2 separate regions of the Homo sapiens genome follow, and region 2 is linked to region 1. A link is an interaction called in ENCODE POLR2A ChIA-PET data of the cell type or tissue named here. Cell type or tissue: A673. All regions are shown on one strand.

Region 1 (2,500 bases):
GATGTTACTTGTAACTTTTGCTTAAGATAACAGCTGGCCCCATTATTATTGTAAATAAACAAGCTACCTCGGCCTTTAAAAGTGTTCAAGAACACAATTATATTTTTTTAATATAAGACATGGTCATCAATGGACTGCACTTTAATATATAGTCTCATTGAGCTTTTTAAACACTGGAAAAGCCTTATTTTGGTAACTACATTTTTTAAAATTTAAAATCTGGCTACTAGAGCTTCAAAAATGCTGAGCTTCAAAAATGCTGCCAAGATGTATATGGTAATGTTGTTATCTTTAAAACAATACAATCACCAACAGGATCCAACCTTAGCTTTCTTTCTGAGAATACTTTTCCCAAAGCTAAGGTAAAAGAGAAACTTCTTTTTTAATTGATGAATTATAAATGTATAGCAGGTGAACCATAATTGTTTAAACATCATTTTTTGAGAGTAGCTGTCTTAGTCAGCTATCCTCTAGAACATAAAGAAATGACTTGATAAAGCTGTTCATGTAGAGTTTGAGCTGTAGCTGAATCATTGCCTTCTAATTTATGGTAAATAATTTATTTTTATTTGAGCAGAAGACACTTTACCAAGGTTTAGGTAGCAATAAATAGCAATGAGTACCTGGAGGTACAGAGGTAGCCTTGAAAGGTTTAGAATAATGCCTTAATTATAACTATTTCTGTTTCTTTTCTACTTAATCCTTCAAAAGCAACATATATTTTACTTTTCTATTATCTTAATATTCTTCCATTCATAAATATAAATTGAGTACCAGGTTTGAGACAGGTACCGTACTAGGCACTGGGTATGCGCGAATGAACAAAATGAGGCAAAACTTCTCATCTCGTGGAACTCACCATTTAGAGGCACAAGACAGATATTTTTAAAAATAAATCAATAATTAAATCATAGGGTATTTATAGGATGATGAGTGCCAAGGAGAAAAACAAAGATGGGGAAGTCCTGGGGAAAGTTAGGATGCTATATTCAAAGGCTGGTAAAGACTTTACTGAGAATGTAACACTTGAGCAGAGCCATGAATGAGGTGAGGGAAAGATTCATTTAGGTTCCTGAGGGAGAAGGATTTTAGGTAGGTTTTTTACATAGTTACATTTGGTCAAGGTTGCTTCACCCAAAGAAATTTTATACTTGCTTCTTTTTTTTTTTCTTCCCAAGAGAGCTAAACTTAGGAATGTGAAGTGTCATATGAATCCTCTAGACTGTGAACTCCTTGACGAGAGGAACAATGTCTTATTCACTTTTTCTACCCTCAGAGTCTGGCTCAGTGCCTGGCATAATAAACATTCAGTGAGAGCAGCAAAAAGAGAATGGAGGATAAAAAAAATTCATACAGACAAACACAGTAATTCTGCCTTCAACCCAGATTCCCATCTCCAGTTTTTACATTTTTCAGATAATCATTATATTTACATAATCAATATGATAATCTGTTTATAGTTTAATTTCCCATTTTTAAATATAAGAAGTATAATTAAAGTGACTTCACCCCAGATCACTTGTTTCTTCTTTATTTTGATTATGTTCTGCTTGTCAGGCAAAGGAGAGCTGGAATCAAATTGTGTTGCCATTAAGCTCTGTACTACAGGCTTTTTTCCATATTCCTTAGTATGATCTCTTGAAAATTCATTGAATGCTATGAGTATGTGAGTATGTACATCTCTATCACAGCCCCATATCTGCCTCCTTCATAGATCTTATCACAATCTGAAATTATCTTGTGTTTTCATTTCTTTACACGTATATTGAATTGCCAGTCTTTCTGACTCCAATGGAAGTATTATGAAGCTTCATGTTAAACCCTGACTTTAAGGACTTTTCACATAGTAGACAGACAACAGATATATCTGGAAGGAAAGAAGGAAGAAAGGAAGGAAGGGAGGAAGGAAGGAAGGAAGGAAGGAAGGAAGGAAGGAAGGAAGGAAGGAAGGAAAGAAGGAAGGAAGGAAGGGCTGTAAAAATAAAAGGCAACAATATATCTACCCTAGGAGCCTATTTTCTTTGTAGACTATGTTATAATTTATTTGAAGACTTTCAATGAAAGTAATAAGGTTCTTAAGTGATTTTAAAACACGTATAGTTGGCCAAAGCCCAGTTTCATGAAAATAAATGGTTAGATGAAAATGTTTACATGTATTTTTCTCAAAATGTGCACACCTGTAAGGCTTTGCTAACTAATAAGCAGACATACTAGTTCACTCACTAAGAAAAAAGTAAAATTACATATATCCATTTGTATTAACAAGCTTGGGAAAAATGAATTTAGTTGTTAACTTTCTAATCTGCTTTTGGATTTTTGAGATACATAATAAAGACATTAGTAATAAGAAATATTATTTATCAAGTAGTTCTAATCTAGCAAATTTATTTCATTAATACTTTTAATCAATACTTTATTATCTTTCCACATTGGACTTTTTTATTTAAGCTACCATCACATTTTTAAAATATCCCTAAAATTATTCATTTAAGATATATTT
Region 2 (2,500 bases), 490 kb before region 1:
AAAACAAAGGAAAGATCTCAATAGCAATAGGCAAATGTCTTCGGGAGTTATTTTTTATATAGTCACTCTTTCTGGATATAAACACATTCTTGAGTTACCAACAATTCATAAATTATGTATGCCACAGAGCTAAAATAAGGCAACAGTCTAGAGTGGTAGATCCTGTAATCTAACCATTATGATAAATGGACATCATTGTATTATAAAGGATGTCTGTGTTATTGAATATACAGCATGAAGACACAAAAGTTTATCTTTCAAAAAATCCTAAGTTTCAAATCAAAGAGAAGATTATAGGCTTGACTCTTAAAAAATTCTGGTGCCAGTGACTTGACATCCGATGAAGTACTGCGTTTAAAATTACGTGAAATAAGAACAATGAAAATACAAAAATTTGATATGGCTTCAGCTATGTCAAGGTTCTTATTTAACTCTGGGCTTCATGAAGTCTGCTCTGTTTATGGACAAAGCTTTCTGGCAAGCGAGATGGCAACTAAATGGTAAATATGGTGTTCTTTGTAGAAAGCCTTATTATCATTGACCAACTATATAAAGAGTTTATGTGCTCATCACATCATGGCACAGATGCAAATCAACATTTCAAAGAGCCAGAGTCATTGTTCTCTGACGTTGCCCAGTTCAGACCATCATTCAAGCAAAAGAAATGAGACAGCTTAAGGGGTTCGACAATTTTCAACATCACAGTCGATTCCAAAGATGGTGTCTGCTCTAACAAAGATCTGGACGTCATTTTAGCCAGTGCATTGATTGTACTCAAAGAGCCACAGTGCTGCCCTCGGCTGTGGCTATGAGATAAGAATTCTGGTTAATAAGAACAGTTCTAGGACAGGCACAAATGAGATTACAAGACAGAGGCCCAAGTTGTGCCAAAACTCAAGCTGACGGTTTTGTCTTCAGCTGTCACAGATGGGATGGCTTAAAACATGCATACCACATCATCTTTAAAAAATTGTGAGAAAAAAAAAGGTTTTCAAGGACAAAATGTTTTAAAATGACAGAGAATTTGGACTTAGAGAAAAAGACCAGAGAACTAAACCTATTACAAAACTGGCACATTACAGTGCAGGATTTTGGCAGGACATATTTATAACAGATTTCATGCAGGGGATGGAATCCAAAAACTACTCCTCCCCTAATTATGAACTGAATTTGCCCCTCTTTAAAAAAAAAAACAGAAGAAGAAATAAAAAATAACTTTATTTTTGGATTACATGGAAATTTGAGAGAAATCAGCCCAGCAGGATAGATTACCAACTGGAAAATTTGGAAGGAATGTATGGTCTGGGATTTCGGGCTCCAAGCTGGTGGACTCTGAATTTGTCACAGAGGTTAGTTCTGTCTCCAAAGGGGAGCCAGGCATACTGTACAAGAGTACCCCCTGTTGGTTGATTGGCCAGAGAACATTGGCAGTGCCTGCTGTGGCAGCTGCTCATTTAAACTTCTACCCTGAAATTTGCTGAAAGAAAAGCAAGAAAGATTTGAAAGAAGGAGCAGGGAGGAAGGAAGCAGGAAGGATGCTGTAACAAGGGAAGGCAAGGATGCGGTTTTCCTTTCATTCTTTTGTTAAGGTCAAAAAATAACGGAGATTATGAAAGATAAGGGACAACACTGTGAATAAATCGCACCGAAAGGCATTAAATCATTGCGAATGCCAATGTGTTCAAATTGTGGCTTTTGTTACCATAATTGTAACTTTGAATTATTACAGTGCAAGTCAAATTATCGCCCTTCTCCAAAAACAGTTTTGCCAAGTGATTCAGAGGTCATGGAATATATTTTTATGCACAAAGACAATAATATTATTTTATATTTCTCAGCGATTCAGGGAGGGTCGGAAAAATTCCTCACCCTTTTCAACACTCAATGAATGTTAAAAAGCAAGCTGAAAATTAACAGAATTCTAAGAGAAGTACAGCTACCCATGAAAAACATGACTGTGACCACAAGATAATTCTATATTGGACCTTGCACTTTTGGTCAGTCTGAAGCTGAATCAGATATAAAAGGAGACCTCGAAAGAAACAAACAAAAACAAAATAACTCCATGGTGAGTGCTTACTGATACCCTCTGGAGTCTAGTCCTGCTGTTTTAATTTCAGCAGTAACGTGCAATTGTAATGAAAATAATTCTACCATAAGAAATCTAAACAGTTCTGTGCTGAGATGGAGCATTAGCAAATGCTGGTAGAGTCTGAGTCAGATTTGCTGTAATCTTTACAGAGAGGATACACTGGGGTTCTAAAAGGTTAATGAACCACTTGTGGTAGACCTTTCCTTCACATTTTAACTCTGTTTTATTCCTGATAGAACCATTAACTTCTACACTAACCTTTCTACTTGTTACTATTACACACATTCTAGCCACTAAAGCTTTCTATTGATTTGTGCCAGTGAGGTTTTGTAAAATGTAGCTTTAAATACATGGTTTCTGCAATTGTGTTAGCATCAGCCAGTGTGTGTGAAGACGAAGATTAATTCT

The links. Peaks named below come from ENCODE experiments on the same cell type or tissue, not always from the same donor. Only the 100,000 strongest peaks of a DNase experiment are listed, where the experiment ranks them.
Region 2: POLR2A ChIA-PET joins it to region 1 with 13 read pairs; 1 of 35 experiments calls an interaction of 5 or more read pairs at or near these places.

What each region holds. Positions count from the first base shown.
Region 1 is chr12:16,725,830-16,728,329 of GRCh38, reverse strand. No RefSeq gene overlaps it. Among named protein-coding and RNA genes, the nearest start is that of LMO3, 120 kb to the right of the region's middle. In A673, no CTCF peak of the experiment used is centred here; DNase peaks (open chromatin) are centred at 1,269, 1,919 and 2,009; H3K27ac peaks cover 2,444 bases.
Region 2 is chr12:17,214,852-17,217,351 of GRCh38, reverse strand. No RefSeq gene overlaps it. Among named protein-coding and RNA genes, the nearest start is that of LINC02378, 370 kb to the left of the region's middle. In A673, a CTCF peak has its summit at 1,416 (motif pointing left); DNase peaks (open chromatin) are centred at 971 and 1,401; H3K4me3 peaks cover 446 bases; H3K27ac peaks cover 2,142 bases.